Regions from separate parts of the Homo sapiens genome. Here regions 2 and 3 are each linked to region 1. Evidence: chromatin loops called from intact Hi-C (ENCODE). Cell type or tissue: heart left ventricle. All regions are shown on one strand. Each heading gives the region's core, and the rest is flanking DNA. Links, peaks and the distances in the headings are about the cores only.

What was found. A loop is a pair of places that touch in the nucleus more often than their neighbours do. Peaks named below come from ENCODE experiments on the same cell type or tissue, not always from the same donor. Only the 100,000 strongest peaks of a DNase experiment are listed, where the experiment ranks them.
Region 2: a loop joins it to region 1, with 2.5 times the contacts of the local background. A loop is called at or near these places in 3 of 110 quality-filtered maps.
Region 3: it touches region 1 in a loop (3.0-fold over the local background); 7 of 110 quality-filtered maps call a loop at or near these places.

What each region holds. Positions count from the first base shown.
Region 1 is chr15:95,599,913-95,610,846 of GRCh38, forward strand. No RefSeq gene overlaps it. Among named protein-coding and RNA genes, the nearest start is that of LINC00924, 170 kb to the left of the region's middle. In heart left ventricle, for the core only: no CTCF peak of the experiment used is centred there; no DNase peak of the experiment used is centred there; H3K27ac peaks cover 2,404 bases.
Region 2 is chr15:95,453,786-95,464,719 of GRCh38, forward strand. LINC00924 (long intergenic non-protein coding RNA 924) reads left to right here. Exons shown (of 6, transcript NR_027133.1): 3 at 1-88. It overlaps LOC105370993 (a long non-coding RNA gene), which reads right to left. Exons shown (of 3, transcript NR_188326.1): 3 at 9,802-10,601. Among named protein-coding and RNA genes, the nearest start is that of LINC00924, 26 kb to the left of the region's middle. In heart left ventricle, for the core only: a CTCF peak has its summit at 5,164; a DNase peak (open chromatin) is centred at 3,906; H3K27ac peaks cover 3,414 bases.
Region 3 is chr15:95,839,995-95,850,928 of GRCh38, forward strand. No RefSeq gene overlaps it. Among named protein-coding and RNA genes, the nearest start is that of LINC00924, 410 kb to the left of the region's middle. In heart left ventricle, for the core only: no CTCF peak of the experiment used is centred there; a DNase peak (open chromatin) is centred at 6,087; H3K27ac peaks cover 3,307 bases.

The DNA of each region.
Region 1 (10,934 bases), core at 2,615-7,614:
ATGTTGAAGAGATCTAGGCCAGCATGCAGAGTGATTCAGCCAGGAAGTCTCAGAGTGTTGCTGTGGGATTCCCGTCCACCCACATTCCATATGCACTTTGGTACCACCTGATCGCACTTGTCTACTCTGGCTTAAATATCAGTGAGGATCCTCCATCCTTCAGCTGGCTGGAATTTCCAAGACAGTGGCCATGATTCCAGGACCCTCCCACTTCATTGGTATCCATGTTGTTCACCTGATCCAGAGAGATGCAGTCAGAAGACTCCTAGGAGAGCTGCTATCTGTGTCTTAGCTTCCCAAGACCAGATAATTTGCTATTTATCTTCCCTGTCTTGCCCTTGGCACCATATTTCACTACCCACATCTTTGAGATAAGAACTGTTCAAACTGCATAGGTCCACCGTGAACATCAACCCTGCACAAAACTATATTCTCCATGCAAATTGATTGTGCATGCTCTGTTGATCAAATATGCTGGCGTAACTATCTGTGTTATTACCTTCCTTAGGCCTGTCTATAGGACACCTTCAATGAGGACTATAAGACATGGAGATGTGGTGGTGTTTACAGATGACATGCTGCTAGATTCAGGGTACCCAGACTCCCAGTGCCATTGCCTTTCAATCTCCATATTTTTTAACATTGTTAGGTGTCTTTCCTCAACCAGATGAGGAGCTCAGTGTGATTATATCTTCTATTTCTTCTGTAACCACATCCTAATGAGCTTGACCTAAACAGATTTTTTAAATGCTTATCTAATGCTTCACATATAGTTGATACCAAATAAATGTGTGCCTCCTGTGTGACTTTCTCCCTTCCTTCAAAGCATAGGTTCTGAAGCTAAAATCGCTCTTACTAGATAAACAATCTCCTCCTTGGCAGGCACCAGTGCCTGACACATAACAAGCACTCAATACATGTTTGTGGAACCCAATGATTTGAAAGTGAATCCAGAGTTTACTGGTCTTTACTAAAACTCCGAATCTCAACCTCTCACACTATGAAAGGGGTATTATAAATACTTTGGGAAAGGAGGAGAGGGAAGGGAAAGGGAGGGAAGAGGAAGACAAAGGAGGGGAGTGGAGGGGAGGGGATGGGATACAAAAGGAGAGGAGGGAAGGTAAGAGGAAGAAGAAAATCTCTTACAGTAACTGATGTATATAGTAGGTGCTTAACTAAACGGGACTCACGTTTTCACTTTCTTCAATATCCTCTCTATGTGTTAAGCCATCTCCCTTTTTTCTCTACTCTTTTATTCATAAGTATGAATGATTATCCTAAGAAAGCCCCAGGGGCTCATGAAGTCCTACAGTTAACTAAATTCAGCATTTAGTAAGCTCAAATATGTTCCTAGGTAGCAACAGGACAGTCAACCAAAAACCCCAAGCTCAGGGGAAACTAGATTTTTAGTAGTACCCATGAACCCCATTTATAGCTTCACTACTACTCAAGGGATCCCAAAATCTGGCATAACATTTTGGTTTGTAATAGTCAACAACACTGAAACTCATAATCACCAACAGTAGAACATCTGCTTGCCTAGTCTGTCTTCTATAAATTAGAATTTTAAAACTGTTATTGTCAACATTGATTACAAATGAAGATATAGGAAAGTCAGGAGTTAGGAAAGTTGATTCCCTGGGTCACTGCGGGTGGACTAGAATTTTCTGTTATCCACAATGAACAAAAGTTACCGCTACCCCCAGCTTTTTATTTTGGAAATGTTCAAGTCTATGAAAGTCGTGAAAGATTAGTACAATGAACACCTAAATACCTAGCAGCTGGATTCACCGATGATTAATATTTTGCTGAATCATGTGAAAGTAAGCTGCAGATATCAAATTCTGCTCATCTAAACGCTTCACAGAGCATCTCTTCAAGTGCAGAGGCATTCACTACATCAAGTAGTTATCCCACCCAAGAAAGTTAACATTGATTGAAAATGCCTTCCAACTGTATTTTTAAACCACATCTTGTGTGTGCTTGCCCTGGAGCATTTTACTCTTGGAGAATTCTGCTTTATTAACTCTGATGATGGGTGCTCAGAATCCCACCCCTTAACAGAAACAGAAGGGCAGGGAACTCAGAGGAAAGAACAGTCTTTGAAGGTGCATAAACTTTGATTTGAATTCTAGCTTTGCCATATGGTATCCATGAACTTGACCAAATTTAACCACAACTAGCCTCTCGTAATAAAAGACAGGGATAAGAACACCTATGTCATTTGACTGCTAGGAGATTACATGAGACAAGGGATAAAAAGAGGCTGACCCATCGTTGATCCTCAATAAATATTGGTTATTTTCTTATGTGGTCCATACCAACAACAACAAAAAATGACCACACCTTGGAATTTTCATAGGAAAAGATATCGAAAAGACAAAGGCAAAAACAGAAAAAAAAAAAACCAAACAACAACAATAAAGCAAACTCTTCTTGAAGTTTCAGACAGATCACAGGAAAGGGGCTGAATGAGAGAAAATACCTGGGACTTCTCCATTGACATTCTCCAGCTTGTCTGAAACAAAATGACAGCAATTGTGTCGGATCTCCCCAGTTGGAGAATGTGTCAGGATTTTAGGAATAACTACATATATATATATATATATATATTTATATATATTTATAACTATATATTTATATATATTTTTACATATATATTTGTTTATTTTCCTTAAGGAGTTTATCTAAATTTTTTAAACTTTTATTTTAGGTTCAGGGTACATGTATAGGTTTGTTACATAGGTAAACTCGTGTGTGTCATGGAGGTATGTTGTACAGATTATTTTCTCACCCAGGTACCAAGTCTAGTACCCAATAGTTATTTTTTCTAATCCTCTCTCTTCTCCCACCCTCCATCGCCCAGTAGGCCTCAGTGTCTGTCATTCCCCTCTTTGTATCCGGGAGTTCTCAACTTTTAGCTGCCGTTTATAAGTGAGAACACGTAGTATTTGGTTTTCTGTTCCTGCATTCGTTTTTTTAAGGATGATGACCTCCAGCTCTACCATGTTCCTGCAAAGGACACGGTCTCATTCTTTTTTATGCCTGCATGGTATTCCATGGTGTATATGTACCACATTTTCTTTATCCAGTCTACCATTGATGGGTGTTTAGGTTGATTCCATGTCTTTGCTATTGTGGATAGTGCCACAATGACCATATGTGTGCGTCTAAATTTAATAAAACATTAATAATGTAAGTAGTGGTGGTAGAAATTAGCAAGAAAACCTACCTTCTACCTATTCTATTTCAATCTGAATCTTGCCAGACAAAAGAACGAGCTCCAGCTTAGGTACAGTGTTTTATTGATGTCTCTAAAAATCCCAGTTTGTTAAAAAGTATCAGGCCTACATCCTGAGGTGAGTAACCAAAAAGAAAAAGGCATCAGTAAAGGGGTTCACATTTTCTAATGCATTTTCGGGACCAGCCACCATCTAAACACTCCATACATATTTTCAGTTAATCCTAATTAGACAACCTGTACACAAAGGAACCACAAATAAGCAAAGTGAAGCTGAGTATTAAGCATTTCTTTTAGAATGTCTTAAAAAACACAATGTCGAGAATTCATCTTTAAGCTTTTTGAGAAGACTGAGTTATCTATTTCTTCCTTCTTCCTTTGTTTAAATACATTAGGTTCATTAGAGGAGTTATAAGATGTTAGGTTTTATATGGGCACAAGAAGTAATTGAAGCCAGTGGTAATGCCTAATGTTGTTTTAATTAAGTCCTCAATTAAGAATTTTAAAAGTTCCCACCTCAGGTCTCTCTGTGGTTAGGTACCTGACCTTGGGCAATCTTTTCCCACATAACAGGGACCCTATTCTTTTAAATAAAAATGTATATTGAATAAGGAACTGAAGTAGTAGCATAGTTTTAAGTAGATAATAGCTGATACGGACTTTTTTCCCCTTTCGGACCACCAGAAAATTAAATATTTTTGCAAGTCAAAACAATGCTGCTGTGAGTTTCATCGAGTTTCCATTTCCATGCTGCCTCCAAACTTCCTGATTCCAGCTGGGATCGTGATCAAAAATGCAAAAACATATGTAGAGAAGTTATTCTTCTGGAACATCTGACCGGAAGCAGGAAATGCAAGATATCTCACGGGACTGCCTGTTATCAAAATATACCCAGTCCAGCAGTGCAAAGACAAGAGAAGTTTGCTTGTTCAACACCCAGATAAAGAGGATTATAGAACATTCTGCTATAGATGCAGCACTGGCAAATGATATGGGACAGAAATGCCCCCTGTAAGTTCTAGTCCCTGACCCACGCTGTATCATTACGTGGTCTTGCAAAGTCCCCCTTAACCTCTGCCTGCCTCATTAAACACGTCTACACAACAGACTTTTACAATAATAACTTTAAAGCACGTCTCCCTTAACAAATCTTGTAAATGGGAAAATCCTATTATTATCCATGGATAAAATGGAGATTTATACTCATAGTAACTGCTAAAGGTTACCATACACTCCATCCCAATGCTCAAAAAGCAAACTGATTTTGCTATTTGAATTTAAAATTACACATTTTGTTTTTCCTGTAAGTCTTGAAAATATTTACTTGAGCTTTTCCAATAAAATCAAATTTCATGAAAACATGTATTTTAATTACATGGTAACTAAGTTTTATTCTCTTTTTTAAAAATAGAAGAAATTGAAGGGAAATATTCTTCAAGAATTCTAGCCAGGTATTCTAAACCCATCCATCATAAAATCATTGGCACACAGCAGGCAACTGGAAAAAGGATACCTTTTAACCTCAACTGGCATAAAAGTGTGTATTTATTTTTAAGAAGTGAAATATAAACAGACATGCTGAGAGTCAAGTGTTTTATGAATTAAAAAAAGATTTCACACACACACACACACAAACACACACAAACACACACACATACACACACACACATTTACATATAAAACTTTCCCCAGTGGGCCACAGAGGATTTATGTGGATGTGAACTCTATTTACTGTTAGTATTAAGGAAATAGTGGCTTTTTAACAAGTTACTCATGCCTGGAAAAAATCCCAGTTTTGCAAGTTATCCAAGATTCTTTGCCAACTGTCCGTGGGAATCACTGGGATGGGAAAAGTTCAAATTTGTTTTAAAAGAATTTGCTTAATGGAAAATTTAAAAAAAAAGTAGAAGAAAACCAGTAACCCACTGTGCTAATCTTTTGGTTAAATAAGAATAAAATATGGTCTAGTTACTTTATTTTTCTTCAGTATTATTTTAAGAAAAGGAAAAAAAACAAAAATTTTCCATTTTTATGTTATCTCATAAAATCACATTTAGGACTTTATTTCAGTTATCCAAGGGTCTGATGACTTGCTGGCTTTGATTAGCCTAAGATTATACCAAAAGGGGCCTGGGGACTCTGGTCAGAGGCATTAAATCAGATGACTTGACATGGCTTATCTTATGTCATTTTAAGATTTTTTTTTTTCTGTTCCAATCAAACAGCACAGTCTAGTTACATTATTGCTGTCAATTTCAAAACTACAAAACACTAAAAAAGCCAACATTAAAAGTTGTGTCATTTACAATTAGAAAACAGGAATAATTGTATCTTTTCTGGAACTTAAAAGGTGCCCAGCAGTGTTCCAAGTTCTTTTATATATATTAATGCCTTTCAAGTTTCCTTCCAACCTTACGGTTTTACTCTCCTTTCACAGGTGTGGAAACTGAGGCTCAGGGAGGTTAAATAACTTCCCCATGCCACACAAACAGTAAATGGCGAAGCTAGGGCAGAAACCCAGGTGATCAGGTTCCAGAGTGCTTGCTTTAACCTCGTAAATTATACCGCTTCTGAGAAAATATAATGCACAATTTTTTTAACCAAGAGATTTTATTAGAACATATCACAAGTTAATGTGATTTTAATTTGCTATGACAGAACCCATATTTATAGAGTAAGAAATGATAAAATGGAAACTTTGCTTTTCCACTTATGATACAAGAGATGTGAAATAGATTCTCTTGCAGCCATCCATGCAATGGGTGTGCTTGTTCTAGTTTTATTCTGCAAAAAGACCCTTGGGCAGAAGCATCAAATATAACTGGGCTCATATAGACAGACAGTTCTCAACTAAATAAACAAACAAAGAAACCCTTCTTCCTCCCCCCAAAAAATCATAGTTTCCTGTCCAGAAAAGCAAAATGGTAAAAGGAAAAATTCTACATATTTTCTATTTCAAAAATAGTTTTAAGAAAGGTGGCTCTCCTGGGTAGACATTTGATTAAAAAGAGTTTTCCACTCTCTTAATATTTATATTTTTCAAAGATACGGTTGAGCATATTCTAGAGATTCTGCCCATCATTTATTTATAGCATTCATACTCTTAGAAAGAAATAGTGCTTAGGGTTCTTTTTTTCTGTGCATTTATATTCTTTGATTTTTTCAGAATTTAATATCTAGGTGATTGCTTTTACTTGGCACGATTGGGAAACACTGCCAGTCCAGATCTAAATATTTTCACATACAATAATAACAACAAAACTGTACTCTGCTGAGCTCTGCTGATTTATAGAGCTTCAAAAAATGGGTTTCAGATGTGATTTTGCCAAGTTGTAAACCAAGAAGTCTTAATTTAAATTTTTCCTGACAGGAAGCTAATTCTTCATCTGAGATAAAGTATTTTAGTATTTTCACACACATAAAATAAGGTTTATAAATTGCATTCAAGCTGGTATTATTCGCACTATGGCTTTTTTAATACCTTGATATGCAACATAAGTGTACAATATTTTCACTGGGTAGAGTCCCATTGGAATGACTAAGACAAGGTTTATGCTACTGATTCTAGTTATAATTTTTACAGTAAAAATACTAGTCAGCATTATTTTATATGATTCGGTTGAAATTTACATACACTTGAGAGTTGAGATTGCAACTTAAGTTATAAAAGAAAGCCTAAGTTTCTAATTAATATCCATGAACTTCTCTAAGAACCATACTATTAATGGAAGTAATAACCATGTACACATATTTTTGAAAATTAAAATTAACAATATTGTCTTCACAAGTCACAGAAGAATGTCTTGTATGCCATGATTATTTTGCATTTTGCCATTAAAATATGCATAATAAAGGTGGCATTTCAAATCCAATTTTGAAAAATTGAATTATTCACCAAATCCTGTTTTACTGGCTATCACTGGGCAAAAAATAAAGTTAGATTCCTTCTTTACATAATTTACCAAAATAAACTCCAGAGATATTAAAATTTAACTAAAAAGAAGAAAAAGCAAAGAAAAAATAAGTGAATAATTATTTTCACTCAGTGAACATGTCTCAGCACATAGTAAGCTTTCAATAAATGATAGTTATAATTATTGCAAGAGTAAATTCTTTATAAGCAGAAAACCAAAGGAACAATGATTGATAGATTTCACTACACTAGCAAAACAAATTTTGAAGTAAAAGATCACTGTAAGAAAATGTAAGGCAAATAAAAACCTAGGTACAGTGTTCAAAATATTTGACCTACCAAAAGATAATATCCTTTATAAATAAAATGGTCTTACAATTTAATAAGAAAATGATCAGCACTTGGTCAGTACAAGTCCTGGTCAGTACTCGGCAAGTACTCAGTCAGTACATTTATGAATATAGATAAAATTTCATAAGTCAAAAAAAGGCAAACTAATTTGTTACAATTTCTACTTTTTCAGATTGGCGTTAGTGTAAGACAGTGAAGTTTTGTGTGTGGTGATACAAAGCGATAGAAGCTTTTCAGAGCACAACATGCTTTAACCTAGAAATTTCACTGTTAGGAATTTCTATATTTAGGAATATCCTATGGAAAAAAAATGGGGGGTATTCACTAAAACAGAGGTCCAAGAATGATCATTGCAATAGTATGTATAACAGCAAAAGTTTGAAAGCAACTTAGGTTTACAGAAATATTAGATTACATGCAGAAAATACAGAAAGCACACAATGAAGTATTATCTAAATAAAAATATCTAGAAATAAATGACATAAAAACTTATTCACATAAAATGTAAACTGAAAGATCTAGTTGCAAAACAATATGAACACGATTTTATGTACAGGTGTATAGGTGTGTGTAGGAGAAGATAATCCCTCCTCTAACCACACAGAAATATGTAGGAGAAACAAAGTAGAATGGCTGAATTGTCTTCCTCTTCTTTCTCCTTTGTTCTTTCATGTTTCTGCACTTTCAATTTTTCCTCAATTGATCATATATTGCCTTTGTGATTTTAATGCAAGATCTTGAGGCTATTGCTTTATTAACTCAGAGTTTAAAACACTCCCCAATTGTTTACTATTTTATAAAAACAAGTACCTGAATACTTTGAAAACTCAACAGGTATGAAAAGTTTTAATTACATTAAGAGTCAGAGTCTTACAAAAACTTTATATTACATGAATTAACAATTTAAGACACATGAAGGTGGAAATCCAGGAGTCTACCCTCAGTCCTCTTGCTTCTCTGCTCTTAGAAATTAGAAGCCAATGGTATTTTTAATGTTGAAAGCGACATGTTTATGGAAACCCAGGGTAACCATTAAGTTATCAACTACTACTTTTTTGTGTTTTCTTTAGAGGGTCACAGTATTATTTTAACCAAGGTTAGCTGGGTTTTTGTTTTTGTTTTTAGTATTTTGTTCCTGGTCTTACTTTGTTGATGTGGAAAGTAATTTAAACTTTATGGCCCATTTGAAACAAGATTATTTATATCTGTGTGGCAATGTCTGCGTGTGCATGTAATTTATACGCCACTGCTATTGCTTCTCAAATTCCTCCTACTTGTTGGATTTATTTCCATTGTAAGCTTGTTATTTTTCACTTTAGTTAGTTAGAAATTAGAAAGTCGGAAGAAAAGTTTCCTTAACCAAGGATGCACAATTGTTTTGTGTGTGTGTGTGTGTGTGTGTACTAGTTTCCTGCTTGACTTTTCTCTTTTTGTTTAGTGTTTGAAACTTAGCTTTTCTTAGGTGAGAACTGAAAACTCCAGAGTGAGTATTATGATGTTAAAGATGGCTTTAATTCATCTACTTAAACATTAGTTTAGAAAATTATGCCAAGAATATTATGATGGAGAATACACCAGCAAAATTTTCCTTTGAAAAATTATCTATTTAATCAACAAGACAGCAGAATATTTATAAATCAAATTGGGGCTTTATATCTTTAGTACAAATGAGAAGTCCTTCATATTAATTTTAATTCCAGAACTTTGAGTTCTACGATTCTAACTTATCATACTACAACATAGAGACATTTTCCCTCAGGAGTTAAAATGTCATGCTTAAATAGAGTCATATTTCCAAACATAAGAGCATTAAAGATGGCCTGATACTATATTTGAGAAAAGAGAGGTTTGTGATGAAATGTTCACTGTGGTCACTGCATTTTTCGATGCTTCCTGACAAAATTGTTTGTCATTTCCTTTGAGCTGGTATGTGTAATCATGAACCATTTTTTAAATGTTTTCTATTTTTGGTGTCTGTCATTATAGAGCATGGTTGTCTGAGGAAGAAATTTAACTGAGCCTCTAGGCCTTTAGGGATGCGCACCATGATCTAAAACCCTTTTCAGCCTTTCTTCCTCCCTCCATCCTAAATGTATCAAACCAAGTGTATCCAAATGGTGACTCCAAATGGTGGCCTCAATATAGGAAACATGAACATCGATAAGGGTGGGCCTTTATTTCCTCAATTTGATGTCTCCAAATGGTGGCCTCCATAGAGGAAACATGAATATTGATCAGGGTAGGCCTTTATTTCTTTAATTTTCACATTCCTAACTTTTCCATAATTTGAAAATTTCATATTCTGTTTCTCCATGCCCCTCTCTGATCAGGCCTGAGATTCCAATTTCACTGAATAATAAAGTTTCCATTACAAGCACCCTCTAATCTTTTCTGTTCATGAAAGATAAAGAAAAAGGGTTAACTGTTCCAAAGGAAAGTTGAGATAAATTCCAATATTCAAAAAAATGTGAGAGGAACGACCAAAAAGAATAAATGGCTTTTTCTCCTCCCACATCCCCCACTAAACCTTGAAGAAAATGGGATTATTCAAAGGTCTAGAGATTTCCATCTGAAGGCATCTCTCCTCCATTAGGAAGAAGAACATGAGTTTCAGCGGCTTATACAGAAGAACAACTCCAAGAGCTGGATGCAGCACGAGGTATTGGTAAAAACATTCCTTCTGCAGAAATACTAAAGGGCCCCACTGTGTGGTTTTAAATCAAATTTATTATGGAAGAAGTCTCTTTTGTTCTTCTAAGTGGCACCTGATCCATTTAAGAAAACAGCTTGATCTAAACAAGTTCATTGAGAGTGGCATTAATTATCGGCCTTCATTTTTCTATAAACTTATATAAAACTTGTAGCTTTATGTGTTTTGTTCCTATTGACAACTGAATCAGGCTAAACTTCTAAAGAAAAGATGAAGAACAAAAATAGAACACAGAATACAAAACAGTGAACATTCATCTTTTTGCTGTAGAGAAGCTGTTGCTTCCAAGTTCTGTGACTGCATTTTATATAAGCGTTCATGGTTTAGGGTTATAATCTTGGATTTCAAATGAGAAAATTCCTTCCTAAATCTGATTCAACCCCTCAACTGCTTTCATTATTATTATTTTCTGAAAAGCTGAACATTTGGCTTATCCTCCTCCCTATTGCTTAGAACTGTGCAATAACATTTCCATAGGATGAATTAATAAATAAAACCATACAGTATTCTGTTTTCCAGAATAAGGTATAGCAGCCATTTTAGTATTTAGAGAGAGACAGGTTCCCAAAATAAACTCAATGGGGGAGAAAAAAAGCTATCACTCTACAAATGCATTTGCGAGGCATTACGATTAATATTGATATAATGCCTCTATATATCTACTTGGCACCTGTTGAATTGTTGTACTTACCCATTAGCACTCCATTTAATACCAGAGG
Region 2 (10,934 bases), core at 3,036-8,035, 150 kb before region 1:
GAGCCCTAGAGATGGATAAGGAACCTGTTGGAATGCTCTGATATTAAGAAAAAAAAAATTAAATTCAAAACCAAAAACAAGTCACAAGGTAAGGAAAACTTTTGTCACTTTCTTTTATATCTCATGACTTCTTTTTTAGCCATCATTTTATGGCCTGGGAGAAGACCCAAATAAAAGGGAAGGCAGAAGGCTGGGTTGGGGGTTGGGGGGAAGGAAAGAAAAGTTAAAAAAAAAAAAAACCCAAGGAAAAAAAAAGCCAGAATTGAAAAGAAAATACATTTCAAAAATACATCTGGTCCTGCTGAGAGTAACAGCATTCGTGTAAACGTGTAGACAAGTCCCTAAGCTGATTTTTTTTTAAAGTCCACGTCTTTGATATGTATTGCATTCATTCCATAGTACACACACTTGAAATTCAGTAAAGAAAAACAGATCGAGATCACAATTCATTTTTGAGAGTACAACAAGTCTTTTAACTTAATTTTGCATTTTGCTTTTCATTCCAATATTGGCAAATTAGATGTAGACAGAGGGCTGACACAAGACTGTTGTGGCCACTGGTGAGCAGTGAGAAAGATGTCTCCGTCAATGACTTCTTCCCAAGCCGGCTGATGGGTAGCACAGGAAGGCTGTGACCTGTCTCGGAAGCAGTCTAGCCCAGCACAAAAATCACAGGCTTTGAAGCCAAAAGGGAATATTTGTTTCTGATGCTTGACCCTCTCCAATTTGTTACAGTGTCCACAAGAAGTTTTTTCCTGGAAGTCTTTTTTTCAGAGAAATCTATGTACCACGGCTGTGTTCAAACATGATACAGAGACCCCAAATGCCACTTGCTTGCTGTCTTCCTGGGAACAGGATGAGGATGTAATCTGAGCTTTTTAGGGTCTATCTCTACATTGCAACATCATAACACTGAAGTGTAGATTTATAGCTGCTTTATGTATATTTTCTTACTCCCAAAGCCCCCCTTTTTACAGATACATACACAACATGTCATGTAGAAAAATATAAATTGTTGACCGTACAGGCACTTTCTTCCTTTTTAAACCTTTCCAAAGGTCTTTTTGTTAAATACACCCAGATGCCGTTTGACAGATGAGGGGCTAATTGCTCTGTGAATTACCTCTATCGATTCCTGTTTCATGTTGAGCCAAACAAACAAAAGATATTAATGCTTTGAAAAAAATGAATGATGACCTTTCTCTGCAAACACAGCTTGCGGTCTCTGATTATTGGTGATTCCAGAGAGCAGCGGTCAATCGCAATAGCTGTAACGCTATGATCACTATAATAAGCTTGCCTGACCTTCTCTGCCATGTTAAGTGGTTTAAATTTATTTGCCCAACAACAGAAGAGCTTTCACTTAAAGTCACAGAACATTCAATTCAATTTAAAGATGTAGTGTCTTCTTTCCTCTTCTTCCCCTTCCGTATCTTTCCCTACTTGATACACCTACATGTCAAATTTACTAATTGTTTTATCATTCTAAATTAGCCTGATACCTGAAAAGCAAATTCCTTCAGTTCTTAAAGATTCCAATTGCCATTTTCTCTTTTGATTTGTTGTTTCTTGCTCTAAGACATTTGAAACACTTTGTTTTTTTCTCTGTTTAAGTTTTGTCCATGATTCAGGTTTAATGTGTGCTGCATAAAAAGTCAAGAATCCATGAGCTGGGTAGTGCTAAGCACCCCCAGCTTGGGAACCAGGGGTATGGTTCCATTTTTGTCCTTAATTAATGGGACCTTGAACCAATATATATATTTTTTTCCTCAGAGCATTTCCTTCCAACTTGGTAAATGAGGGGAAAACTGCCAGGTGATCTACCTCAGAGCCTCTTTCCAACTGGAACATGCTTATGTTTCAGATCTCTCTATTTAAAGCATAGTTTCATATAGATGGCAGAGTTATAACTTGGCAGCTAAGATAAAGTGATGATAGGACCTTTAAGGACTTCCTAACTGTTTCTCAACGAAGTTTTATGATGGTGAAAATGTGCAAACCACAAATGACTAAAGCCTTAAATGGTTAGGAAGTGGATGCACCCCCACCCCCACCCATAGTTTAAATGGAAATCTCTTGAAAAGGGTACCCCTGACACTCCCACCAATTTCCTGGTAAGAGGCACGCCAAAAATACCAAGGAAGTAGTTTCCCTTAGAATACTTTAGTTCCTGTGCTATAGGATCAAAGCAGGAAGTGAAGAGAAAAACACCACAAATAATCAAAAGACTTCCTGCCTTAGTTTGACATTCTCAAGCAGTTAGGTCTGAATTCACATAGGATGCTGGGTATCCCTAAGGTGACTTTTCTTAGACATTGTCTCTAGTTTCTACTTAAGACAGTGCCCAATAGTACTGCCAAGCCATCCCTTGACCATACTTGACTTGGCTATGTTAAGTACCATGTTGAGTTAAAAAAAAATGCAAAGCATGGTTCCTGCTTGTGTCAGGCGCCTTGCTGCGGCCTCAAAGCACCAGGCTGCTTCTCAGCACGAGGATATTTGCAAATGTGATTGTGCTTTCTCTGCGAAGAATGCCCTTCTACTCTTTTTCTCTTCAAAATCCAATGTTAGTGCCTTCCTAATCCCTATTCACTCTTTAAAATTTCACGTGGCATTATCCCTCTTCCAGAATGCCTCTTATACCATCCTATTAAGGATTCACCATAGCACCCAAGGCACACTTTTATCTCAGCACTTTGCGCATCTATTTTATTGACTGCTCCATTTTTCTGTTTTCCCTGGAAATTTGCACTTTGTATCTCAGGCCTCTGCCACGGAACTTGGGGCTTAGGAAGTGTCCAACTGATGTTTGAAAATTAATAAATGAATGAAAGAATAAATCTTATTGTGACTGCTATATAACAAACCATTCCAAAAGGTAGTGGCTTTAGACAGCTAGGGTTTATGATCACTCATGCATCCGGAGATCAGTTAGGACATAGTTGATCATAGCTAAGCTTGGCTGGGATGGCTCAGCTGATTCTGTTCTCTATGTTCTTCATCTTCCCCTTGGGACAAACAGTGCTGCCCAGGTATGTTCTCATGGCTAAGCATAAGCATAAGAAAGAAAGCAATACCATGCAATGCCTCTTAGGGCATGCTCTCATTTCTACCTTATTCTTTTGGCCACAGCAAGTCATATGGGTAACCCTAAGTCAGGGGATAAGCTCATATACTTATCTCCTTAAGTCACATGTGAAAATCACACATCATAGGCCATAGATACAAGGAGAGATAAAAAATTGGTCACAATAATAAAACCAAACCTATCAAAAAGAAAATGCTAACAACCATGTTAAGAACAGAAAATTTGAATACTAACAGAGCCATTTGACCAATCTCAAGTATTAACGACTCTATCTTCATGTCACCAACATATAACCCAGCCACTTTAATGGCACATGTGTCCCATAAATATTTACCAGATTGTGTTAGATCATAGGAAGTAAATAGAGAAATCACAATTGGACGCATCCTGGTAAATTTAATTTTATGCTTTTTAGAAAGAAAATACTCATGGCAGGCACATGCAAGTGTTATGGACACAAAATGAAAAGCTAAATGATAAATGTTTATCTTGTATGCATGAAGATACTTTGACTTCTGTTTACATATGTCACCGTGGAAGCTGGTTTAAAAACATTTAAGTCCCCCTAGTAGTTCCACATCCAACGACTCCCTTTCTCCTGGACACCTTCTTATTTTCCTTATAACAAGTTTGGAGAAAGGTCAGGTAGGCATTGCTGGCAAGTCTTCTTTTCAGAGTTTCTGCTCAATCACAGAGCTGATGTTCAATCTCCGAAGTCGAGGCGTTGATTTACCAGGAAGAACATAGTTAACTTAAAAGCAGAAAAAGCCCCGGTGGTAATCAAGCCCTGTGAATTCCTGGCCCTCTTCCCCGGAGGCCCAGTGGGGCCCACTCAACGGGCCAACCCCACACCATGCATACTGGATTGGTGGTCCTCTTATCATAGAAAATTCCGCCAGTGTGGCCAAAACATACAAAAGGAAGCACACAAGAAAAAATGTGAATATAATATGCAGGCCCTGGATTGAGTTTTATGAAAAGAAAAAAAAAAGAGGGGAATTTTTCTTAGTTCTTTTTCATAGTTCATAGGATAAGAAATAACAAGACAGATTGCTTATCAAATGTGAGTAGTTTTACTATTTTTTGTGGCAAATTAGACACTAAAAGGGCAGGTTTAAAGTCTGTCCTAATTTTGCCTTATAATCAGATAATTTAAATTTGACTATAAATAGAATCATACATTTTCCCACGATCTGCCTTTCATTTCACACAGAAAGAGTTGTATTATGTATTGAAAACATACAAATCCAGGCATTCTCAAAACTTCTTTCTTTTTTGACTTTAGCTTGTGATAATACAGTATGGTATCGGAATCCTGCCCTATGGCTACAAAACATTAAATTTCTTGAGGCAAAAAGATGCTTGTCGTTCTCGTTTAATCTACCAGAATTTCAGAATCTTGTACTTCCAATTTCAGAAGAAGTAAAAGATGAGAATGTGCTGTCCTCTCTTGCCTGGCCTGGCCCAGTCTCCCTGATTTGTTTCAATATACAGAGACTTCCCTATATAAGCCACCTCCAACTCCAGCATTTGCATTTTTCCACCTTTCTGCTTGTTTATAGTTCCCCTCCATTTTCTTCCAGGAAAAAGTGTGCAAACAACAAATGCATGTTCTGATCTTATTTGAGCAACAAAATCTTGACAGCGTTCTCACCACCATCAGGAAAAAATTCCTTCCATGAACCTAACCCTAGAAAATGCAAAAATTATTGACAAATGTAATGCAGTGGTCAACTTCTTATCTGTAGCCTACAAAACATTAGACATTAGTTTGTTGATGGGAATTAATACGGCCCAAAGTCCTCATTCATTCTTGACAGTTCTATCATATTACTCCATAAGATGCTAAGATATTAGTTGCTGGAGGTGGGGGCAGGGGAGAGAGAATTGATAGAGATGGGAAACTAAGCTGCTCTGCAAATATTCACAGCTGCAGCTTTCTGTAATCATGCTCCTCTTTCCAGTTTCCAGTGGACTTTGAAAAGACAAATTCATAAGAGTTATTTAGCCATAAAAGGGAATCAACTCCTAAGCCCGGCTTCCTGAAGACCTCAGAAACTGAATTACCACAGCACTCCCTAAGGTCCAGAACACAGATTTTTGTTCCCCTCCCACATCCCTATCCCAAAGAAAAGAGTTTTCCCACTAGCTAAAATAATTAAAAACATTCTCAGAATAGAACACAAAATGTTTCTGGTTTGAATACGAGCCTATTTTCAGGAAAAAAAAAATCAATGTATTGCATATTTACAGTTTGATATTACAACAGCAGTGAAACTATCCGTTTGAGGACTTAATTGCATATAAAAATAAATAAATAAAATGTGCAAGGGTAGTGTGTTCTTTCTTGATGTTGTTCTGCCTACCTTTTTGATTTGTTAACTAACTTCAGGGGAGAATCCTTAAAAGGAGGAATACACCAGCCCATATAAAGTCGCTGGTTATCTCTGAACTGGAACTTAGTTTTTTAAATCCTGTCTAGGTAAATTACCTTTCCAGTGCAGGGTATTTCCTTTTAGGAGATTCCTCAGAAAGAGCCTCCAGGGAACTGACTAACTTTTTAATGGTTCACTCAGATTAAGAGGAAGGAAATGTGAACTCCTTTGGGGGCAGGAGGCACCACTCTAGGCTGTCTGCATCCTGTAATTCTTCCCAAGTCCGTGAATCATACTTTTAAGACTCCTTTTCAAGGGCATTTGTCTTCCTTTAAGAGAAGGCCAAAGCAGAAAAGACGAGTTTTAAAATAGGTCTCAATCAAGCTTTAGCCATAACAACAATTGCATGATTCTCTCGCTGACTACCCAGGAAAGGTTGCACTGGATCCCTTACCTGCATGCCTCCCCTCACCTTGCACAATACTCTTCCCTTCTTTAGTTTCAGAATCAAAATGACATTTGATATCATCTCAGCATCTCTGAGCTACAATTCTGTACAACTCTTCCCTTTATAGCCAGCCGCTGACAGTGATTTCACTTATGCCAATGGCATTGGAAGAACTGAGCAGCGATATTTTTCAAAATCATCTTAGATAGAAATCTGGCTTTGAAAACAATGTCTTTACTTAATAAAATATCTACTATGTAGACAATTACAGACTATTTTTATACCTTTTCCACAAAGGTATGAACATTTCTGAGAATAAATTTGTCAGTGAATAAAGTTTATCAGAGTTTGAAGCGTTTAGATCCTTGCAACTTCTGTAGAAGTATGAAGTCACAGGAGCACATTTCTAAAAGGCTGCTATGTTACAATACCAGTTACTCAACCAATAACTTGTATTTATTGAGTATCCATTAAGTGGTGATTTCTATTATTTTCAAGCTCCTACAAAGAGTGGAAAAAGCCAGGCATGGTGGCTCACACCTGTAATCCCCACACTTTGGGAGGCTGAGGCAGGAGGATGGCTTGAACCCAGGGGTTCCAGACTAGCTTGAGCAACATGGCAAGACCCCTGTCTCTTATTAAAAAAAAAAAAAGAAAAAAGAGTGGAACAACCCCGTCACAATGTGCAAAAGGACAAATGTATAATGAAATGGAATATCCACAGAAAGTACGCCAAGAATGAACACTAACGTAAACTGTGGACTTTGGGTGGTGATGATGTGTCACTGTAGGTTCGTCAGTTGTAACAAAGGCACCTGTCTGGTGGAAGATGGAAGGAAGTCACTGCATGTGAGAATGTGAGGGTATATGAGGCCCGGCATGGTGGCTCATGCCTGTCATCCCAGCACTTTGGGAGGCCGAGAAGGATAGATCACCTGAAGTCAGGAGTTTGAGACCAGCCTGGCCAACATGGTGAAACCCTGTCTCTACTAAAAATACAAAAATTAGCTGGGTGTGGTGGTTCACACCTGTAATCCCAGCTACTCAGGCGGCTGAGGCAGGAGAATCACTTGAACCTGGGATGTGGAGGTTAGAGTAAGCTGAGATCATGCCAGTGCACTCCAGACTGGGTGACAGAGTGAGACCCTGTCTCAAAAAAAAAAAAAGGGGGTATATGGGGAATCTTTGTTCCTTCCTCTCAATTCTACTGTAAGACTAAAACTGCTCTAAAAGAATAAAGTCTTTAAAAAAGTATTCAAAGTGAATGGAATCACACAAGATGAATTTAGATTATATTTAAATTAACAGGATTCTTAGAGTTGGTTTGAACAGTTCAGTTGCAATTCCTTAATCTAAAAGTCTCTACACAACATTTATTTTTGACCTAAGTTGATTTCATTTGTAGCAAAATGTGACCCACACCTATGTGGACGATGCAGTCTTTATTTATCCCAGTTGGTGTGTATTCATATGTGTTGTTGCATACATATTAATGGATGCCACCCTAGGTTCCCTGATGATGGCAGATAGTATTTGGCTTTGTGGCCAAGATGTCTTCCAAAATCATAACGGTTCTGAATTACAGGACACATCTCATCCCAAGAGTTTTGGATATGAGATTGCAGACAAAAATACACTGAAAGAGAGAAAATAAGTAAGGAAGAAAATAATAGAAAACAGTTGCTTTCTGTTATACTTTCTCTGATTTCTTGAGAGCTCCTAGTCTTAGATTTCTATGCAGGTCCCCCTTATTATAATTGTCCATTTTTTAATTGAAATTTGTTTTCAGTACTAAAGTGCAAAAAAAACCTAGAAATGTAATTGTGATTTCTACTTAGGTGGACCTCAAAGGTTTTGTATCGATGCCCGTAGTCTGCATTTTGTTTCTATAAGTCTATTTCAACAGAGTACTCAGAAATAGATCTTTCTTTCCTCTCATTCTGTGTAGAAATGTCAGAAATGTGAGGCTAAGGATTTAAAGCATAAATTAGGGATTTGTTGATGAAAAGAAAGAAAGGAGGAAAGGATTGAAAGAAAGAAGAAAGAAGGAAAGAAAGGATGGAAGGAAGGGAGAAAGGAAAAAGAGAAGAAAATAAGAGAAAGGAAAAACGAAACTTTAGCCTGTAGAATCTACATTAAAATGTTTCTCAGTGCTTAAGACATCTTGAAAGAAAAGATGTCAAAGGCAAATTCTAATATTCTAAAACTGCAATCCAATTGCATAAAAGCATAAATTTACATCTAAATCATTTGGAAGAAAATATTTACATATCCTATATTTTTGTTTAGAGCTGATCTCCATAAAATCTCTTATATTATACAGATCCATATTACAGAGATTATATATACAAATATTTTATTGCTTCTGTATGAAACCTGATTTGTTGGGGGATATAAACTATGGCCTTCTCAGGTATCACTGCTGCTTGATTGTTCTGAGTATTGGCTTTCTGACAGGGATTGGAATGAAGCCATTTTTATTAATTTAGTTATTTTTGCTGGTATCAAAGGCCGTCTATCATGTTAATGATGTATCGGTCTGCGGTCCCACCGAACAATAATTACAGAATGTTCCTAATAGTAAATCATTTGTCACAATCACAGCTCGGTACAACAACCTTTTGTTGAGCAGGGGAAGACATTATCTGAATAGCAATACACCTTTATGCGAACCGGTGAGAGGTCTTACACGGACCAGTCCGGCAAATACCTGGGAGTTCCACGTCTGAACTGTCCGTCCCCACATTGCAACTTGGGGATGTGCACTGTGATCTGCTGAATTTTCTCCAGTGTTAGGCTATCTAACACAATGAAAACAACACGTTTTGTCCAGGGAAGAACAGATAAGGTTTCACAAGAAACTGCTCTGAAAAAGAGAAGAAACCAAATGATCGAAAAAATGGAAAACATTAAAGGTTTTTACTTCCATTTCCCCCTTCAGCAAGAATTGGGGACAGAAAGGATATAATACTCAAAAAGAAAAATTGAGGTTAACAAAAAGGCATTGCTATCTAAATTACATGAAAGCTCCATCATCAGAATGACGTAACAGTCAAGTTCTTCTTTGTAAAGATTCACAGACTGCTTTCAGTTATTTTCGAGCACTATTTGTAAATCATAAGAGCCAATATTTTTGGAGTATTTGTATGTGCAGGGAAACTTTTCAAAATAGACTTAATTTCTTTTAGAACAGTTTTAGGTTCACAACAAAATTGAGTAGAAGGGACAGAGATTTCTCATACAGCTCCTGCCCCCCCACAGCTGCCCCACCACCCCTGCTCCACCCAGCCCCCTCCCCCTTGTTATAATTGATAAGCCTACACTGACACACCATTGTCACCCCAGGTCCACAGTTTACATCAGGAAATCTCTTAAGGACTTAATGTGCATTAATTCTTTTCATAGTTTCAAAAACATTGATATTAGTTCCATTTTAGAGATAAGGGAACTGAGGCAGAGAAGAGTTAAGTCGCATCAGGGTGATTTCTGAGATTTGGCCAATTTCAAACCCTAACCCGGTTGATTAACTACTTCTCATTACTGAAGTACCCCAATGAAATAAATCAACAGCATTTGTTGGGTACCCATACGTTTGTTGAGATTTTGGTGAGATGATGTCAATCATGCTAGTTCGGCAAGAATATCCCCATTTCATGGACAAAGTAACCCAATTTCAGAGGAGGAAAAGCTAGGATTTCCATACTGGTCCATGACATGGAGCCTGCAACATTATCACATGGCCTCTGTCCCCATATTCCCGTGTTCTGAAGGAAAAGCTGCCCAGTTAATGAGTAATTGTGCCATGCATGGCTTGAATGGCTGTGTTTTTTATAACAATGATACTCAAACTTGAGGTCCATGGATTTTATAAAATCACAGAAACAACTAACTTCACTTGAAGGGTATGTACTTCTATTTTTTATTTTCTACACAAGTGAATTCCTGATTAGACATTTTATTGAGACAGAAATGAGTGTATATAAAGGAAGAAATTCTAAAATATTTGTTCATTAAGCCCAGTGACTTGAAAATAACCTCAAGATCAATTAAAATATAGGAAGTAGAGGGAGCCATAAGTTGTGGTATGAGTTTAAAAGACCACATCACAGAAAAGAAAAAGATTTTTTTTAAAGTATCAACAATAGAAATTGTTCTAGAAGTTTATGCGCAGGAAAATTGGGAAGCCCATGCTTCCCAATTTTCTTTGTGTTTTAAAAAGCCATGCATACAGCTCTTGCTCTTTGATTTTCCCAAAATGAATCTGGAAGCCTCGAATTAGCATTAAATGGAATAATTTGTAAGTGCCCCCTCCCCTCAGACACTTACCCTTTCTTTTATTGTCTAGAATTTTGTTGGAGGTATCCTTGGACTCCAACAGGCAAGTCTAACTTGCTTTTCTAGTGTCATACCCAAAATACCAATTAAGTTGAATAGGGAAATGAATATACTTATAAATTTTTGACAGCCACTGACGGCGATAAGGCAGTCCTTGGCCATAACTTGAAATCAGTTATCAGGGGATACCAGAGGAACAGAAAGTTGTTTTTGCCAAGCCCTTGCAGCCTCCTTTCCTCACATTGGCCAGATGGCCTGGAGGTGGCACTTGCAGCTGCTTCTGGAAGGAACCTGCTGCAAACACACAGGCATCCTTGACACTGCCACCGCACTTGCATTCCAAAGGGAAGAAGTCCTGTTTGGAAAAGAAAAAAAAAAAAAAAATCAAATGGCTACCTCTTGCCCCAACCTCGCTGTCCCCTACCCCTATGTTCTGTCCAAAAGAAAAATCCCTCAGCCGCAATGGTTGTTTTTATTAAATTCTCCTCAATAAAAAGCTCAGGCAGGATTTATTAGGTACTCAGGGCGGACGTTTAGTATTTCGCCAGTTATTAAGTGAAAATCAATAGAAAGCAAAGAAAATGGAAGTCACTGCACTGTTAGCGCACTGTTGTCGCCCAGATATTATGTCGGCTGTCTTGTAGATTCATGACAGACGAAAGAGGCCGGGAGAGAACTTTCTGCTTAC
Region 3 (10,934 bases), core at 3,109-8,108, 240 kb after region 1:
TTATACCATGCAAGCAAAAATAGAGGTGGTTTTTTTTCCCCCCAGAAAGTAAGACCTTCAACAAGCCAGAACACCACTGTTTATTTTAAAGAATTTTTAAACTCTGATTCAGACTATGGACGCCAGGCCAATTGCTGAATCCCACGGGGGCATCTGCATGCTGAAATCTCTGCCTGGAAAGTCAGTTTTTAATGGTGCTGTTACAAAACTATGTGTCCTCAAGTAGAACTACAAAAACTCCAAAGACATATTAATTCCAATTCCACGACACAGGCCTAAAGATAGAGTGGAGGAAGTGCTTGGTCATGTACACACATCAAATTCACTGGCCTTTCTAATACCTTCAGTGAGATTATACTCTTTAACATCTGTTTGTTTTCTTAACCACGTTCTCATTTGTTTTCCATGAGTACTTACGATTCAGGTCACTGTTAGAACTTAGGGAGTAAAACAGAAAGAAATAATCACTCAGATTTAAGTCTAGTTTGCCCATTTCACAGATAAAAAAACTGAGGAGGGGGTGCTAAATGGTTACCCAAGTTCAATTAAAAGAGCATGAACTAGAACTGAGGTCTCCCCAGAACCCAAATCATGAATTTTCCCAACTGCCTTGTTTCTTTTCAGGCAGAAGAGCTCAAAAGGAAAACACTGAGGGACCTTCTCACCTCTAGGTTCTGCAGGATAACCTGTGGTGGAGAGTTCTTCCTACGTGTTGAGTCAGAGCACAGGGAGTGAATGGGGTGGGGAAGAGAAAGAGGAGAAACAATTTCAATCACTTTGTGTTTGTGAGGAGAGCTACTCAGAGAGTTCCCCCTCTATTTTAGACATTGGTTGGCACTGAAAACCTGTGGAAGCATGGGCCCTCTGGGAAGAGTGGGCTAAAAGAAGCATCCAAAGACACAGAAAAGCATAGCAAATTTTCCAGTAGCTCATGCCGCAGCATCACATGCATATTCTTTTGAAGCACCCCTAACCTCTTCTCTTTCCTACACCTTCAAACTGGAGTTTCTGTCTGATCATATTCAGCTGTTTTTTCCTCTGCTACAAAGAAGCTCAGCACTTTCATGTCTGAGTTGCCAAGTGACACTCTATGTTTGAGAGCCCAGAAGAGGATGGAACTCAGGCCTTGAGAATAGGAAGGGGGCAGTTGACTAGGCAGAGGTAGATGGGCATAATTCGGTCCACGCTGCCGTCTCCCCAGAAAACAGACCTGAGATATGGAGACGGGGGTGGCATTCGGAGATAACTAGTAGGTTTTTGGAACAATCAGGTTCTACTTAAGGATAAATAAACATAAGTATATCCTACTCATAATGAATTCCAAAAGTAATAGACAATTGTTAAAACCCGCCTTCTTCAAATCATGAAGCATGTACCAGTAGGTCAAAATTATTGCCAGATAACCATTTAAAAGCAAGCCACGGTAAGTTCAAAATATATACTCCAAGTTCATGAAGAGATGCATCAGTTATGTATAGTATTCTCCTAAAAAGAAGGTTAAACTGATATGAATGGGAAGCCGGTCAGTACTTTCTCTACTTTCAAGAAATTTGTTTTCCCAAATTGCAACTATTCATTTTTCTGTGAAAAGATTCATAGAAAAAAAATCCAATCTCAACCATTTTCTCATCAAAGGAAACGTCTTTAAATCTTAGCCTCAAGAAATGATCTCTAGAATGAGATTGTAGCAGAGTTGTATACAATGGAGTTTTAAAAATACCTCGGATCAGTAACTTTATTTTTTTATTTATTTTTTTATTATACTTTAAGTTTTAGGGTACATGTGCACATTGTGCAGGTTAGTTACATATGTATACATGTGCCATGCTGGTGCGCTGCACCCACTAACTCGTCATCTAGCATTAGGTATATCTCCCAGTGCTATCCCTCCCTCCTCCCCCTACCCCACCACAGTCCCCACAGTGTGATATTCCCCTTCCTGTGTCCATGTGATCTCATTGTTCAATTCCCACCTATGAGTGAGAATATGTGGTGTTTGGTTTTTTGTTTTTGCGATAGTTTACTGAGAATGATGATTTCCAATTTCATCCATGTCCCTACAAAGGACATGAACTCATCATTTTTTATGGCTGCATGGTATTCCATGGTGTATTTTTTTGAGACAGAGTCTCACTCTGTTGCCCAGGCTGGAGTGCAGTGGCACAATCTCAGCTCACTACAACTTGTGCCTCCAGGGTTCAAGCAGTTCTCCTGCCTCAGCCTCCTGAGAAGCTGGGATTACAGGCGCACGCCAACAAGCCCGGCTAATTTTTGTGTTTTTAGTAGAGACAGGGTTTCCCTATGTTGGCCAGGCTGGTCTTGAACTCCTGAACTCAGGTGATCCACCCACCTTGGCCTCCCAAAGTGCTAGGCTTACAGGCATGAGCCACCGTGCCCGACCAGGATCAGTAACTTCTAAAGGATATGCTCAAATGACACAATGAGGTGCCCATCAGTAGAAGGAAGCTCCAACCTTGTCAGCTTGACAGGGGAATGAAAAAGAAAATTCCGCCAGTTGTTAAACCCAGCTAACGTGTGATTGATCTGAGTTCGGCTGTTGGTGGTTAAATAGAACTCCCCTCTGGCGTTTATGTCTCAGTTCTGACTTTGCTTCAGCCTGACCATGAGGGGTCTATAAGTATTTGAGCCTCCACATTTCCCTTGTTCTGCACCTAAGATACTTTTAGATTGCTCTTTAGAGCCTGAATGCTCTAAGCTCTTGGCGTCCACTTTGACCATGAAGAGCTCCGACTGCAGACAGATGCTTATGACTGGGGATGGCTCACATGTTATCTTCCAGATAGTCTCTCTAGAGAGAGAAAAGGCAGAATCAGAGTGGCGTTCTGCAGTCAGAGTAGTTAAGGGAGTTAAGGTGGCGTTCAGGCAGGGTGAGCCTCTGTGCAGCCGATCTAACTTGGTCATAACCCATCAAGCCCCAATGGTGAGTTCTGTGTTCAGTATTTCAAATTTTTCCTTCCCTGACACTGGAGGAAATAATACAAAAACTTGTTACCTATGCTGATGCCCAGCCAAATAATGAATAATTATAACAACAATCTCATGCAGCGGACCACACACCTGATCAATTCCTCCCTTCAGCACAAAGGATTCTTGAATTCTGGCATCTACTCCAGTGCTTGTTTTAAAGTCATATTACCAAAAAGCTCTCAGGGAAGCATTTTACTTTCTGGCTTTGTGATAAACAGAAAGATACCACAGTGGTTTTTAAAACTCTTTTAAATCATACAATTCTTCATGTTTTCAGTCTTCCTTCCTGTGTGCATTTTCTCCCTCTGGGGCCATTTCCAAAGAACTCGAGAAAACGAAAGAAACCACTGTGACCAAGCTGGAATGCATGAAAACCAAACCATCTCCCCAGAGAGGATAAGGAGCAGATCCCATGACTCTGCACTTGTCCTTCATCTACCCTTTTCCCTCAAGCCACATGTCCACTCCACACCCTCATCAGGATCCCAGCCCAGTCCACCCTTACTCCCCAACTAAAGGGAAGATAGTTCTTTCTCCTGGGGCCGTGATGTGAGGCCTGGGAGGAAATGTTGTCTTTTGGGAAATAGCAAAATTGTGTGACTACATTAAAGTCAACACTATTTATCTTCACCTCTTGTCCTATGGGCTGACAAAGGGACACCACTGTTGGGCCCAACCCCCGTGCACAGCTGCAATAGAAAGAAGGCAGGGACTGGTACTTTCAAGTGTCAGACCTTTTGTGCTGACTAGTTTATGAGGCTGATGTCAAGCACTGCAGTCAATGAAGTCTTTGTCCTAGGTGTACAGGGCAGGACAGTGGAAAAACTGTCCTCTCTCATATCCCAGGCCCATCCATCTTCCCTTCACCCTGTTTCTCAACTTTCCTATCTCTTAAGCTGACGGAGAGAGGATCCCTCCTGGGTTAATGTACTGGAAAATTGCTCTGCATGTATATGAGGAGGTCCTTTCCAAATGAAAGAAAAAAAGAAAGAAAAAAAAACTGGGAAGAAGAGTCGTTTTTCCCACTGAACTCGTTGGCCTTATGCTTGTGGGTCTGACCCTGATTAAGAAAATCTCAATGTCCTGCTAGGAGGTTTATTGTGAAGTTTGGCAGAACGCACTTCCGATTGAATTTTTTTTTATTATTTGTAATCAGAAAGTGGTTTTGAACAGCTCCCATCACCCACCCCACCACCAACTACCCTGACCTCAAGTGTGCACGTGTGCACACACATGAACACACACACACACACATCCAAGACCTTGCCTTTGAAGAGACTCCATATGCTTACATCCAATTCACCTTGGAATAATCTATTCTCCTCCATGGGGCTGGTTTCCCCAAGGCAATTGCATATAAATAGCAAACAGATTGTTTTCATGCAGTTACATGGAAAGTTAGACTGCATGAACTTTGTTATGCATGGAACCCAGAAGAGCGGGTGTTACGTGATATCACTCGATTATTTTTACTTTTTTTCTAGCTAAAAATAATATCCTCTATTTTCTAAGCTTCTTCCCCCACTCACAGGTTTTATTCCTCTATGGGAGGCCTTAGGTTAAAACAAAAAGTCATGCTAGTGGTTAAGGCATCAAGTATGTATGCTTCTGAAATAAAAGCTGGCAGTGGCACCAAGGGATTTTATAAAACCCAGCTGAGTCCTTCCAGAAACTTCCATGCAAAATTTATGGGAAATGGAAACACATAACCTGAGTAATTGTAACCAATGCAAAATGTGTGTTTTAGATGCCAGTAGACACACAAATGTTCTTCTGGGAAATAAAAAAAAGTAGTGGGGGTTTGGGGATTTGGGGGCAAGTGAGGATTGTTAATGGGTAAGAAAACAATAGAAAAGATGAATAAAACCTAGTATTTGATAGCACAACAGGGTAACTACAGTCAATAATAATTGTATATGTTATAAGTTAAAGAGTATAATTGGATTGCTTGTAACACAAAGGGTAAGTGCTTGAGGGGATGATACCCCATTTTTCATGATGTGGTTATTATTTACTGCATTCCTACATTAAAATATCTCATGTACCCCATACATATACACACCAACTATGTACTCACAAAATAATTTTTAAAAAAATAAAAAGAATTTAGCAGCTTAGTGCATTTTTTGTTGTTTCACCCCCATTTTCCAGTAACTACTTTATGATTTCATTAATTATTAATTTGGCCAGAGACATTGGAAATAGGGCATTTTACACATTTAAAATGTACTTATCTTTATTTATAAATCTGTTTATTTTCTCCTGTCTTTGGTGACAGGAGAAAATAAAACCTAAGACTTTTAAAGGATCATAAAGAGCATAAAAGTGACTCAAACAAAAAAAGGTCAATAAAAGAGTGAAATCAATGTTCACCGCTCAACCTCCCGTGGATGGTGAGTTCTGTCCTCGTGTTGAGTTTAGGACATCAATGACTGAGGCAAAACACCACATCAAGTTATAATCTCCTGACGACTGAATGATCAAATTGTCTCTCTTGTTAGGAAGTTTGTTACACAGTTACAACTGACTTTTTATTCTGTTGGCGATGTGAAAAGTTGACAAGTTTTTGTGAAATGACTCCATTCTACCACACAAAGCAGTTCCTGGGTTTGTTCTTCCTCTCTTAATCTTTCTCATTCTATACTTCTCACTAAGATTTTTCCCCATAGAAATCTAATTTTCTTTTCTGCAGTTTCAGATGCTGCTCCACTGACAACCATGGGGCTCATTTAAATATTTAGCAAGATTATAAAATGAAATGGGGTGAAGCTGACAAATCACACCCAGGAGAGGGCGGGGAGAGTCGTTAAGTCAAACACAGACGTTAATAGGAACCCCTAATCTCTTAGCCTGTCCCCTTTTGTGGAAGGAGGTCAGAAGCACTTGGTCCCCAGGCCGGCTCCCTAAAGACTCTTAACAAGCAGATGTTACTGTAACATGCTCAGGGAATCAAGCATAAATATGACCCTTGACCCCGGTTGTCAGCTGATCCACTGAGTCTCTTAGAAATATACTCTTAACTTTTCTAAACTCCCACTCTTTCCCACCATCCCCCTCCGTTTCGCCCGGCGCCTCCGCCTCGGGTTTCTATGCCTGTGTCTCCAGCTTTGGAGCTTGCACAGTTGCTCTCAGTGTGACCTTTCTCTTCACAGAGGTCAAAGGCCCGAGACCCTAGGCTGGCCTCTTTTCTTGCTAAAGGCCAGCTGATGAATCATTCCCAACTTGAAGGGAACAGAGGAGAAGGGAGGGCTCTGAAGGCCTTTTGAGAGAAACAACTGTGGCCTATACATCAGCACTGATGCTGTTCTGACACTTTGAAAACTCACGTTCCTCTCTGGGAACCACAGGGAGAAGGGAAGAGAGGAGGGACAGAAAGGTCTCCCTCACTAGGATAGAATAAATAGGAACAAGAACACAACACCAGGCTTCGGGGTTGTGTAATGGGACACTGTTCAGGAGAGAGAGAGAGAAATATAAACACTCTTCAACACACACGTACGAATCCTCCCTTAGGTTTCAGTTTTCAGGGTCACATTTCACAAAACAAGAAAAAAAGTGTGTGCTTTTCCCCCACTGCAATGAGTTTGGTCAAGAGGATTTTGATGAACTATTCAGAATTTTCTTGCTTGTAATTTAGAAAAATATTGGTGATTTAATTTTTAATAATAAATTATGTATATATGTCTCCTTTAAGACAAACCCATCATGGTAGAATGGGGACGGAGGGGTTGGAAGCTATGACAGCTGCCTAAATTACCTAGAAGGCTTGAGATTCTTTATTGCTCTATTTTTTCTATATATAATGTTCTGGTTTTGACTTTTAATCTGTGAGTGGTGGGTATTTTACCTGCAGTCATTTAGAGAGTCTTCAGTAGCCTACAGGAAAGGTAGGGTTTGAGAATGTCACTGTGGGGCACAAAATGCAGGAGGCTGATTCAGCTGACTGTTCAGGCCCCAGCGTGAAAGAAGCCCTAAGACAGTTCCCACGAGGAGCCCCAAGGGAGCCACACTGCTTGGACCAGGACCTGATTTTGCAGTTTGGAATCCACCAATTTACAGGTCGTCCAAGAATTAATTGTTGTGATTCTCTTTCACCTTTTCTTTCTTTTTCTTTCTCTTTCTTTTTCTTTTTTTCTTTCTTTCCTTCCTTCCTTCTTTCTTTCTCTCTCTCTTTTTCTTTCTTTCTTTCTTTCCTTCCTTCTTTCTTTTTTCTTTCTTTCCTTCCTCCCTTGTTTTTCTTTTTCTCTTTCTTTCTTTTTCTTTCTTTTCTTTCTTTCTCTTTCTCTCTCTTTTTCTTTCTGTCTCCTCTCTTTCTTTCTTTCCTTCCTTCCTTCTTTCTCTTTCTTTCTTTCCTTCCTTCCTTCTTTCTTTCTTTTCTTTCTTTCTCTTTCTTTTTCTTTCTTTTCTTTCTCTTTTTCTTTTTCTTTCTGTCTCTCTCTCTCTCTTTCTTTTTTTTTTTTTGTTTGTTTGTTTGTTTTGCTCTTATTGCCCAGGCTGGAGTGCAATGGCGCGATCTTGGTTCACCACAACCTCCACCTCCCGGGTTCAAATGATTCTCCTACCTCAGCCTGCCTAGTAGCTGGAATTACAGGCATGTGCCACCACACCCAGCTAATTTTGTATTTTTAGTAGAGACAGGGTTTCTCGATGTTGGTGAGGCTGGTCTCTAACTCCTGACCTCAGGTGATCCACCTGCCTCGGCCTCCCAAAGTGCTTGCATTACAGGTGTGAGCCACTGCGCCCGGCTTCTCTTTCACCATTTTAAGAAATTCAAAGAAGAACTAAGGAACAAGCTATGCTCTCCAACATAGTGCGGGTTTGGAAAAAAATTTGATTCATATCGTCTTATCAAAACTTTTTAAAAATGGCCTTATATTAGGCTTTGCTAACGCCACATTTCTTGCATTAAATTGACTTTAGTAAGATACAAAATTAAAAATAGGAATATTTCCATTTGCTTAGAAAATATGTTAATGAATAGAAATGCTCTCGCTTCCTTGCTTTTTCTTTCCTTCCCTTTTTGCTCCTTATCTGTTTCGTTTTGTTGTTGTTGTTGGCGGCGAGGAAGTGATCAGGGCATTGACTAAATACTGGAGATACTGTTTTCTAGATAATAGTATTAAAAAATATAAGCTGAGAGAATAAAGAAATTATTTATGCTCAGAATCTCTATTACTGGACAAGGCAGCCCAGAGATGATACCTCTTCCTAATTTCTATTATGACTTTCCATTGCTTTCATCTAGGTTCTTAAGATTTTATGTACAAACACCCAAACACTGAAGGTTATGTTCCCTTGCTTCTTCGATGGCATCTAACTCAGGACTTCTCAAACTTGGCTGATCATCAGAAACACTTGCTCATTTCTAAAACATGCATATTTCTGGGCCAGATCCCATTTTTATTAAATAATTATATCTGTGGATTTTTCTAGAGAATTTATGTACTTTATACATTATCCAGGTGATTCTTTTTGAAATTAATTTATTAATTATACTAAAGCACACATTAATGGTGTGCAAAAAGAGGTTTTGAAATATGTATACCTGTGGAATGGCTAAACCTAGGTAATTAACATATGTGTTATCTTACTTGCTTATTTTTTGTGGTGAGAACACTTAAAATTTACTGTTTTTCAAAAAACGCAATATGGTACATTATTAACTACAGTCAACATGCTCTACAATATATCTCTTGAAATTATTCCTCCTATCTAACTGAAATTTTGTGTCTTTCTGACCAAATATATCTCCAATCTCCTACCACCCCCATCCCAGCCCCTGGTAATCACCATTCTATTCTCTGCTTCGAAGTTACACTTTTTTAGATTCCACCTAGAAGTGAGATCATGCAGTATTTGTCTTTCTTTGCCTGGCTTATTTCCCTTAACACAATGTCCTCCAGTTCCATCCATGTTGTTGACAATGACAGGATTTTATTTTTTCTCATGACTGGGTAACATTTCACTGTGGTTATATGTCACATTTTCTTCAACCGTTCATTCACTGATAGATACTTACGTTGATTCCATGATCTTGGCTGTTGTAAATACTGCTGCAATAAACATGGGGTGCTGATATCTCTTCAACATACTGATTTCATATCCTTTAGATATTTACCCAGAAGTAAGATTATTGGATCATACAGTAGTTCTACTTTTAATTTTTTCAGAACCTCCAAACCGTTTTCTGTAATGACTATAGTAACTTACATTCCCACCAACAGTATATAAGTGTTCCCTTTTCTCCACATTCTCTCCAACACTTGTTATCTTTCATCTTTTTTATAATAGCTATTTGAACTGGAATGAGGTGGCGTCTCACCCTGCTTTTAATGTGCACTTAGATAATCTGATGAGTAGTGATGTTGAGCACTTTTTCTTGTATTTGTTGATCATGAGTATGTCTTCTTTTGAGAAATACCCATTCAACCTCTTTGCCTATTTTTAAGCAGGTGATTTGTGATCAGCTAAGTTTGAAATCCACTCCTCTAAATAACTGCACAGAGATCAATTGCATAACCATGACTGTAGGAAGATGTATTATTTTGCTGGGTACAGGCTGTATATAAGTCATCCCCTTATATTTGGCTGAACTTTCCAGAGCCACAATGTGAGGACTTAATTACCATTTAAGATTTCCACAATTAGCTCACATCCTTAGGATTTCTATTCTAACTCTAAGAGACTTCCTTATTTCAGTGTATTAAAATAAAGATCTGATCATGTCTCCATCTTTTTTATCTTAAAGAGCCGATTGAAGCCAACTTGGCATTCTTCTTCATATCACCTCTGGAGAAGAAAAGTCTCAGGAAATAAAGTTTCTCCAGCCTAATAAGCCATTTGTTGCCATCAAAATGGTTTCACTATTAGATCACTGAAAGGACAATGGCTTTAGGTCAGTTTACTAAAAATGCATTCCCTGAAGGATAGTGTCCCTAGTTTTCCCAAATGTACCACTTTAACACAAACTTTTTACAGGTTAATGTCATTAGCGGTACTCCCCACTGCACTTGGCTAAAAACGTTACTATGTTACTGTTAGGATTTTTTTTTTCCTCTTAGGCAAATGGCCTCTCATTCAGGTGTCCTAACCTGAGCTTCAACTCTCCATCAGCACATGTCAAAACTTTTCCTCCTTCTCCCTCAGGTTCATTTTATTTTGTCTTATCTGTACCCACTATTTCTTTAGTATCAACTAACTTGGACACAACTCTGATCCTGTTATTACTGATCCCATCAGGAAGACACAGGACTATCACACTTTAAACTGTATATTTAACTACGTCGCATAGCTGTTCACTTATTATTAAGTAAATCATAATCACACAGTGCCCTAATTTACTTATTTACCTAATAAGACTTTTAAATACCTATATACCTGAGTTTTCATTCTACTAGAGTAGATTAGGCAGTATGCAGATAAATATACAAGATATTAAATAGAATGTGTCATGACATAGGTGCTAACCAACTTTTGTGGGAGCTTGGAGGATTATTTGACTTATGTCTTAAGTAAGATGTAAGAATTGAACCCACAAGGATGTGTATAATATCCCAGTAGAACAGATAAAACAAAAGCGTGGAGGCACAAAAGGTGTTCAGGGAAAGTCAGCAAGTTTGAGTTGCCAGTCACATGAAAGAGCACAAGGCAGAGGCAAGGAAGACATGATTAAAATGTAATAATCAACTAGAACTGAAGAAAGGTGAAACAAAAATACAGGATCAGATGTCTCTTGATCTATTATGAGGAAGGTATCCTCACTGACTCCTACTAATGTACCAGAATCATTTATTTTTTTTTAGGGTGAGGAACATCCCAGGCTCACAGCTTGAGGGCCAAATTATTATTTATAACTTCCAAAATCAGTTCAAGTCCTTACACAGAATTTTTGATCCTCTAACCCATAACATTCCCCACTGATGAGTTAGAAGACTAAAGATACAATC